Regions from separate parts of the Mus musculus genome. Here region 1 is linked to region 2. A link is a loop called in an ENCODE intact Hi-C map of the cell type or tissue named here. Cell type or tissue: heart. All regions are shown on one strand.

Region 1 (5,000 bases), 56 kb before region 2:
ATGCTACTCTTCCAGAGGCCCAGAGTTCAGTTCCCAGCACCCACATCAGAGTAACACACTACTCTATGTGACTACAGCCCAAGGAGATTCAGTGCCCTCTACTGGCCTCCATGAGCAACTGCAGCTATGGAACACACTTGAATTTAAATGCAATACTTTGCTGCCCCTCATTGTAGCTGATGGAAGGCGCTGCTGTTTTAGCATGTTTTCACTGGTGGGTGTGCTCCCGTGGATTCTATAAGTTTGTGACTTGCCCTGGAACCCATGGCCATGTCCTTTATTCTTAGTCATACTGTTAAGGTCAAATATATCGATGACCCCAGGCAGTTCACCACCCCCATCACCACCAAAGAAAGTGTTATTTTATAAATCTGTGGGTTGCTGTACGCCTCCTAATCAATAAGCAACGGACATGTTGGTTTAGGGCTGCAGCATGGGGGGAGAATTGTATACGTTATTTTCTCATAAAAGTTTTCGTCACGCTCACGGACAACTCTGGGGCCCTGTTGGGTTTAAGTTTTAGGATGTTTCACCGCAAACACTGCTGGGCAGGTCACTTGCTGGCATCATGATGTTTTCTAAGTTGCTGTTTTCCTGGGAAGCATGAGTCTTACAGAAAGTCACTCTCAGACCTAACTTCCGTTTAAATGAGAGGAGTTACTTTGGTCCAGGCCAGCTTTGTGACTGTTATGGTGGGTTTGCCTTTTACACTGTTGCAATTAAGGGCTTATATCAGACCTCAGATATAAAAGTTCTCTAAGGTCCTGAAGAGTAAAATTGGAGATACCACACGGTCAACTCTAAGGCACTTGAAGAATCTCTCTGTAAACAGAGTGAGCAGAGAAGAAGAAAATGTGAAACTCCAGTGACCTCCTCAGGCATGCTTCGAGGACTTTCTTTTCACTGCTTGAATTGCTTGAACCTTGCCCCACCCTTCTAACCCTCCGTTTCTATTTTCAGCTTGGTCCTCATGCCCTGAGAGCCTTGAGGCCGGTGCCTCAGAAGGGTGTGACAAACAGGGATCGCCAAGGAATGTGTATTTGCACGCAGACGGGTATGAGTGTGGGTGTTGTCAGGTGTGAGCAGTGATCACAGCATCTTCGGCCAAGCGGTCCAGCCTCATCAGCTCCTGCCGACAACGCCTCAGCCTGATTACTCAGGCCTGTCTCATTAGCAGCCGCTCCCTTCTGTCACACTCTTCCTAACAGTTGGCCTTTACCCACAGAGGTGTGTGTGTCTCCACCTGGCTCTCAGAGAGCTGAGAGGCTTCAAGCCTTGCACAGGAAGGGGAAGGCACTGAAAGCTGAAGGAGGAGGAGTCAGGAGACCTGAATTTTGTAGTCGATGTGGCAAGTGGCCATGTGACCTGGGTCTCAGCACACACACACACACACACACACACACACACACACACACACACGGTGACACATTTCAAGATGGACAACAAGAGAAATGGAAGTGAATGACCTCTGCAGTTGTAGCTTTTGTGTCGAGTGTCACGGAGACATTGCTCTGCCGTGGAGCAGATCAGCTCCTCCTTTTTCCTCATTAACTCCTTTAAAAACCAATGGTTTGCTACAACCTAGGTTTCCGGTGCTTTTGGCTTAATGCGCTGAGTGTAGCCTTCTGATGTAAAGATGGCTTAGCACAGCACTTCTCAACCTGTGGGTCCTGGCCCCCTTGGGGGGGGGTCAACCAACCCTTTCACGGGAGTCGCCTAAGACCATCAGAAAGCACAGATATTTACATTATGATTCATGACAGTAGCAAAATTACAGTTGTGAAGTATCAGTGAAAATAATGTTATGACTGGAGGTCACCACAACCTGAGGAACCACCTTAGTAAAGTTGAGAGCCACTGGCTTAGCAGCTAAAGGGGCTCACAACAATTCTAACGATATATATTCAGGCCCTCAGCCCCCACGTGATCGAAGGAGAGACCCAACTCCTTCAAATTGTCCTCTGATCTCCCTATACGTTGACATGGTGTGTGTATGCCCAGATATATTTGTCGACACGCAAACGTGAGTAAATCTAACAACCTTTAAGATGTCCTTATTTTTAATTGTACATATGTGTGCATACATGAGTGAGAGTACTCTCAGCGGCCAGAAGGGGGTATCAGGTTCCCCGCAGCAGGAATTACAGGCTAATAGAAGCTAGACAATGTGGGTGCTGACAGCTTAGCAAGCCCAAGCGGTCCTCCTGTCTCCGTGCCCTGCCACCGTTTTAAGGTCACATGTGTCTCATGGCCATGTTTGACTTTTTGTGTAAGTGTTGGAGAGTCACAGTCTTATCCACTGATCTCACTGCAGTGTAGGAGTAGATGCTAAATGTCTGTGATATGTGTGATATTGCTGTGGGTAGGGAAAGCATTTAAGGCCATCATATTATAGTGTAACTATTAGTGAGCCTGGGGGATTTTGGGGTACTTAAAAAGCAAAATTCCACCCCACGCCGTTCCTCCTCTTTTCCAACTGAGTGGTTTGTGGTTTCTTGTCTATGAGCAGCCTACACATGACTGTCTACAGATGGCGATCTTTTTATCTCGTATAGCCCCGTCATTTCATTGACATCTGCGTTCCCTTTTATTCCTGGCACGGAGCTGGGCCGGAAGTGCTGCATGACACGGGAAGTTAGCTAAGCACAAGGTCACGGGGAGCGTTCCCCCTCAGGCATACCACTTAGAGGAAAGAATTGATGGGTTACTTCAGATGAGGCCCAGCTTCTGCTCTGTGGTGTTTGGGAGGAGAGAAAGCTACCAGAAGCCAGTTTTGGAAGGCCACATCATACTTCCCTGCTTCTGAGGATGACAGGAATGAAGGTGTCCTAAAGCTTGGGTGTTTTTCCAGCCCTTTATCAGAATAACTGCTTAGAATACCATTTAGAGTGCACCTAGGAAGAAGCAGGCAAAACCAAACAGCACTCTGCCTGTTCAAACAGCACAGAGACAAGGGGTGTGAATTCTGGTCTAGGAGTAAGAAAACCGCACGTGCACATTCTTCTAAGAACACTCAAGTGGTTTCCTGATGTGTCTGTCAGGTCGGAGTTTTTAGGTTTGCATCTGCGATACCAATTTCTAGATCATACAAACATTCTGAAATAGGTAAGAGGGTCTGAGAGAGGACATTTTATTATCATCTGTGTGTGTGTGTGTGTGTGTGTGTGTGTGTGTGTGTGTACAGGGGGTTCCCTCCACATGTTTAGTCCTTGTTTGAAATTGCAGGTTGGCCTGTGGACCACAGGTGAGGAGGCTCTGTCCTTTTCCATGCAGGATTCTACAAGGATTTCCTGTCTTGCTCATTTGAATCTCTCCCCTCACCTCCTTCAAATCTCACTTATGGTAGCTTCATTCATTTCGGGCCGCTTCCCTTGTATGTTACCCGGAGAAGGAACCTCTTGGAGACCCGAGTATAGGCCATTCTCTCTGAGAGGAGTCTTAACTGTTGCTCTCTGAGTTGCTTGGCCAGGTCCAGCCATTGCAGGCACAGACGCTCTCCTCAGCTCCCTCCACCCCCCAGCAGTCTCACAGAAGGAAAGAGCTGTGCAAAGAAGAGTCTGTGAACTCCTGCCATATCTGTGTTGGGGGCAGGGGGGAGTGGGGATAGGAAGGGGTGGAGCCGCCTAACCGACCGTGACGATTTCTAACTGACCTTTAGAATACTATTTGTTAAAAGAAGGTTATGAATCAGGAGAAGTTCTCAGTCCAGCGTGCAGGACTGAGCCATCTCTGTTCACTGTGCTCGGGAGCTTATCTCAGAAGCGCTCCACTGGAGTTGGAGATGCCAAGGCACTCAGGTGTGCCAAGAGGGGTGCTGGGCAGAATTACTCAGAGCCGTATTTCTGGGAGCCTCTGCCTTAAACTTCCTAGCAAGGGAATAAGGTCAATCCATACTTGTGTGTGCCCCAAGAAGTGTGAAACACTGAAAGATAAAACTTGTATTAGCTGCTTTTGAGTCAGGCTACCTGAGATCTCAGAGCCAGACTTTTGTCACTAGAAGTTTGTGGGACCAGGGATCTAATGCTTTGCTGTATAGTAGATTATTGCTAAGAAGACTCTTAGATAGAAAGATCTGATTTATCTTCTTTCATCTGGGTGAATATATTACATGATTCGCTGAGAGCGGTTTGCAGAAGCACAGAACCCCTTTAGATGAGGCAGCAAACTGCATTCTTTGAAGCCTATTTTGAAGCAAGTTGGTCTTTCTTTGCAAGGTCTTTTTTATCTACTTGTGCTTATGTTCCTGAAACAATTGACCTCGCCAAAATTGAAATAGAAACAGGATGCCGTACAAGTAATGATCTTCGTTCACAGTCGTTTGAGGTTTTGTTACTGTTGTTGCTGTTGCTGTTGTTGTTTGCTTGTCTGTTGATACTGGGTCTCCCATAGCTCAGGTTGGCCTCAAGCTGTTATACAGCTAACGGTGATCTTGAACTCCTAATTCTCCCATATCTCCATGCCAAGTTCCGGAAGTCCGGGCAAGTGCCAACATGTTCAGCTTTTGAGAATTTGCCTTGGTAACTGAGGCAAAATCTTTGGAGCATACCCGTTAGGCCCTTAACCAACGTTTTCCTGTAAATTCTACTTCTTTCTCGAGCATATATACACAAGTTCCTGAGACTGTCTCCCTTCTGTTCTTGAGTGCCTGGCAGTTGAATGTATTTGCTGGTGATGCTGGCAGAATTGGCCAACAGACCCACAGCACGAGTCCCAGAGCTAGGGTATGCCACTACTTCAGTCAGGATGTCTGTCGTCTTCACCAACACTGGGACACATCCTTTTTATTGATCTTAAACCCTCTTGCTAAGATCATTTTTGGTTTCTGTTCATTTCTGATATTTTTCCCCCTTCTGGAACCTTTGTTGCTTGCACAGGAGTGATTTTTTTTTATATGCTATACATTCTTCATTCCTGGGGCTTTGTAAGCACTGTCAAACTCACTCCATAGAGCAAAGCACTGGCCACAAAGCTCCCTTCTCCATTATGACAGCCCTAGATTT
Region 2 (5,000 bases):
ACAGATGGAAGGTTTAAGGCTTTAGATGCCGAGGGCTTTTGTTTTGATGGGACTGGGCTGCATTTAGGTTTTACACACCCATTGGATTTCCTAGGGTGTAAGTGAGATTTAAGTAATGCCTTGAAAGGTGCTGAAGCTGGCATCATTTAGGCCTATTTACTTCTGTTGTTCTTGGAGGTGAAGGAGTCTGAGAGTAAAGTTTCTCAAAGATGGAGAATGTTGCCATAGACAGACATGTATGGACACTGGAAGTTAGTTAGTTAGTTAGTTAGTTAGTTGGATTTTTTTATGTTTTGTTTTAGGATAATTCTGAGGTGGGAGTGGGGTGCGTGCCTCCTAGCTGCGTGGGCTTATGAGATAAGACAGCGAAGGTATCCAACAGTTATCCCCAAGTAGCCTAAAGCCGTGGATTCATTAATCTTGATAGACTCAATGTTGAGACTGTACTCATTGCTAGTTCAATTTCCTACTTTTGAATTTGGGGATGCATCAAGCATGTCTGTCTGACCTGTGGATCAGGATTTCTACAAAGGGGATCCAAATCAATAATCTATTGATCACAGCACCTTGTCAGAAGTGCTAGCTGCTCCTGCCAGAGTCTCTGCTATTAAGTACTACTAGAATATGGGGAGTCAGAGTCTATCAAGTACAGTTCAGGGAATCAACGTTCTTAAAAGATCTTAGCTCTATGTATATGTGCATACATGTCTACATGTGTGTAGACTCATGAGCATGTGTGTGTCTGTCTGTCTGTGTGTCTGTATGTATGGGAAGACTCAAGATTGACATCAGGTATCTTTCTTGATCACTCTCTCTGCCTTTCTTACTGAAGCATGGTCGCACTCAGAGCAGAGATCACTGGTTGGCTAGGCTGGCTACCCAGCTTGTTTCCAAGGTATTCTGTCTCCAACTCCAGGGTTCTTAGAACTACAGACAGGCTGCTGTGCCTTGTGGATTCTCCATGGATTTTGAGGATCTGAACTCTGGTCTTCATCCTTACACAGCAAGAACTTTACCCACAGATGCATCTTCCTAGCCCTAGGATCAGCATTTATAGCAATCTCATTACAGATTAATCTTATTAATCTCAGGATTGCCCTACAAGATGCTATACATTTTATCACCTCAATACAACCAAACCTTGTTTCACACATTCAATCTTGTATCTAACTAATATGCCTCAGGGGCCTGCCATGTAAGATATCTAGAGATGAAGAAATAATCTAAGGTTTTCAAGTTAACCTCAAGAACTGACCATCGACTAAAGGGCCTGTGTAAAGACAGCTTCAACACAATGGGGGGAAATGACAGTGTTACCTCAAGTGATTTGCTGGCTTACAAAGGCCTTAACTACATCTCAGCAGGGCTTTGAATGACTGGAAACTTGGTCCCCCTCCATACACACAAAGCCAGCAGCATGTGTATTGTACCAGTCTTCTTCTCTTCCGCAGTTAGTTATTGGCAGGATTGGATTAGCCTTGGGCACCATCAATGGCCTTAGAATCTCTTCTCATTCTCTCCTGCCCTTGCTCCATTGTCAAATATCTTAAATCCTACTTTATCCCACAATATTGTTTTCTACCTTCAAGAGGACATGTAGAAGATTCTAGAAAATAGTGGTGACAGTTGTGTGTTGACGTCTTGCTAGGCTGGAGCAGCCGCCACATCCCAGAAGGCTTTCACTGAGTCTGCCCTATGAATAAGGCTCCTGAGTTCCCAACTGTTGCATGCAGCACTTACTAACGTATTAAAAACCACTGAATTTACTTTACTATTAATATTTAAGTAACATGTGCTAATAAGAACCATGACAGCCAATCCCTGTAGTCAGTAATACATGGAAATGAGTTGTTTACTATTGTTGATAATGTAAGATCATCTTGCCATTTTCTTCAAGAGTGTAGATCAGTAGCTAATCTTATAAACCATCCCTTTTGCTTCTTCTTTTTGAATACTTCCCATCTTTAGGAGTGGCCTACTCATTTGAAAGACACACTGTTGCATAGATAAGAGGCTTTGTTCGAAGCCTGGCTATCTAGGACCCTAATAGATTTGCAGTCTACTGAAGGTTCAGTATTTGAACATTGAAAGTTTAGAGAAGAAGAAGAGGAGGAGGAGGAGGAAGAGGAAGAAGAAGAAGGAGGAGGAGGAAAAAGAGGAGGAGAAGGAAGAGGAGGAAGAAGAGGAAGAAGATGAGAACGACGACTTCACTGAAGGGATTATTTATTTATACTGTTTTACATCTTTGGATTCTGAAACAAAGCTGGACAGTTGTGGTGCACACCTTTAATCCCAGCACTCAGGCGGCAGAGGCAGCTAGAGCTCTATGAGTTCAAGGCCAGCCTGGTCTTCAGAGTGAGTTCAAGGACAGCCAAGAAAGCACAGACAAAACAAAACAAAAACAAACAAACAAACAAAAGGAGTCCATCAGAGACGATCCTCACTTAAGTTTATATGGTTCACTGGATAAAATGTATTTTTCAAAATATTGAACAGTGAGAGGAAGTCCATGGTAGCTGATGAGGTAACTATTATTCAGAACTCCCAGTGCTGGCAACATAGAAGAACGTTCCCTTCTCCACAGGTCACTTCAGGTTCCTTTTCCATGACGGCTTTCAACACATGGACTCTCTAATTGGCTTACAGAGTTCATCTCTTATCATCAAGTGGATTATACATCCCTTCAGGGAAGAGATGTCAATTAGGTTCATGGCAATGTCATAGTATTTCAGACTTGGAGGTAACCATAAGGGCAGTACTGGGCCAGTCACGGTTGCAACTTGCCCAGCGTGACAGAAAGGGAGAGACTAGGGCAAAGGCTAGTTCCTCTGACGCCAGCCACCTCCATGATCCGTGTCAAGTTCTTCATGTGCTTTTAGTGATTCAGTCCCAATGTTTGGAAGCCAAACAACGTCGAGCGTTAATTTTTTAAATGCTAAGAGTGTGCCAACAGCATAAAACCATCCCTGGCTTTGACTTTTTACATCCAGCATCTGGTCAGCTCAGGCAGCTTCCGTGAGTGGCCAGCAGGGGGAGAAGAATCTCACAAAACTTCTGCAAAACTTTATACTTGCTTTAAAAAAAAAAAAAAAATTGTGAAGTGGAGCAAAAAGGAGCCTGGGTCTCTGTGCATCTGAGAGCCTTTACATTTTTCTTAATAGCATCATAAAACCAGATACCCCAGCTTTTTAAATTGCATGATGTTATATAAAAACTCATAGATGAATTAGAAAGCACAAGCCAAATTCCTATCAAGACTGAAAAACCAGATGCCCATGAAAACAATGGCCATGCTGAGAGAGAGAGAGAGAGAGAGAGAGAGAGAGAGAGAGAGAGAGAGAGAGAGAGAGAGAGGGAGGGAGGGAGAGAGAGAGAGAGAGAGAGAGAGAGAGAGAGAGAGAGAGAGAGAGGGAGAGAGAGAGAGAGAGAGAGAGAGAGAAGGAGAGAGAGAGAGAGAGAGAGAGAGAGAGAGAGAGAGAGAGAGAGAGCTTTTTTTCACAGGAGGGGAAAATGCAAGCACCATTCTATAAACAGCGAGTCTCATCATGCAAATGTTAAATACAAGAGCAGAACTGCATTCCTCCTGGAAAATGTCAAAGCAAGTGACAGTCATGTGTTCCCAAGCAGCCAGTATCAGTCCTCTTGATGACAATGACTGTTTCCATTATAATAAATGACTAAGGGGTATTTAACCAACCTAGGTTAAGAATGAAGCTCACCGTGAGCTCATCTGGTCGGTTAAACCTCACAATATGTATCTGCTGTAGCCACAGGTTGCTATCAGATGCCTCCTTCCATCTCTTTCTCCACCGCTATTGTTGAGATAGTGTCTCTGACTGAGTCTGGAACTCAGCCTTTCAGCTCATCTGGCTGCCAGTGAGCTGCCAGTGAGCTGCCAGTGAGCTGCCAATGAGCTGCCAGGAGCTGCCAGGAGCTTCCTACCCTGTGCCTCCAGTACTGGAGTTACAGGCCTGCACTGGCTTTTCCTTGTGGGTGTTTGGCCTTTGACCTCAGGTCTGCATGCTTAAACAGCCAAGGCCTTACCCACCGAGCCATCTCCCTATCCCTGGCTACCAGGTTTTTTGTTATTAAGCACCTACTTGTATACCACTGTAAGCGTCCATTGGGGTAGAGTGCATGTTAGAATTTGACCGTTCTGGATTCATGCTCTACTTCTGCTGCCCACCAGCTGTGAGAATCAAGACTAATTATCTAGCCATATTGTCTTTTATTTCCTCTTCATTAAAACCATGGGACGGGACGATTATGAAAGTAGGTGAAAAAATACACATCATAAACTCAGCGTCTCTCCCTCACAGTTGAATCCCTTTTCTGGGATCTTCCTCTATTGCAGAAAAGGGTTTTTAAGATGGAGTCTTACCATTTTTAATAATGAATTGGATCCAGAGGTCAAGTGATTGGTTGTGAACGCAGGCTTTAGGGAAGCCATTGCTCAAAGTCTAGTTAACTGGAAAGAGACTCTAAGTCACTTATTTCTGTAAGTCCTCTGATCCCCTTCAGAAAGGTCCTGTCAGCTCCTGTTTCTACCCTGCGACACCATGAGTTTTGTTGATTGGCCTGTCTTTTTCTCTGTTGCTAACTACAGTAAGAGAATTAACCCCTTCCATCCCTGAGTAGTAAAAATTATCAGATCCCAAAATGTGACAGACCTCCTAGGTCCTTATGACCTAGGTTGGTAGGTGTCACCTCCCGAAGCAGCGTAGGACAGAGAAGATACTTCCCCTGTCAGAAGATTGCGCTTCTTCCACTTAGCTCTTTCAACCTTTCTTATCTCTCACGTCCTTTTTCACATCATGGTTTCATGAGCTCTATAATGGACATTTGCTGTACTTTACACATAGCAGTCCTGAGTATCAGCCAAGACCAAGCATCAAGTATACTGTGGGCTTTCTACAAGAAGAAAAGAAGTCCAGGACCGAGGAAATGGCTCAGTGGATAAGACATTTGTCTTACAAGCCTGACAGCCTGAATTTGGATCC

Evidence for each region. Peaks named below come from ENCODE experiments on the same cell type or tissue, not always from the same donor. Only the 100,000 strongest peaks of a DNase experiment are listed, where the experiment ranks them.
Region 1: a loop joins it to region 2, with 2.1 times the contacts of the local background. A loop is called at or near these places in 4 of 42 quality-filtered maps.

The regions. Positions count from the first base shown.
Region 1 is chr13:45,691,313-45,696,312 of GRCm38, reverse strand. All of the region lies in intron 6 of Atxn1 (ataxin 1), which reads left to right. Among named protein-coding and RNA genes, the nearest start is that of Gm34582, 170 kb to the right of the region's middle. In heart, CTCF peaks have their summits at 107 (motif pointing left) and 2,118 (motif pointing right); DNase peaks (open chromatin) are centred at 2,602 and 3,642; H3K27ac peaks cover 2,185 bases.
Region 2 is chr13:45,635,463-45,640,462 of GRCm38, reverse strand. All of the region lies in intron 6 of Atxn1 (ataxin 1), which reads left to right. Among named protein-coding and RNA genes, the nearest start is that of Gm34582, 110 kb to the right of the region's middle. In heart, a CTCF peak has its summit at 3,007 (motif pointing right); a DNase peak (open chromatin) is centred at 2,902; H3K27ac peaks cover 584 bases.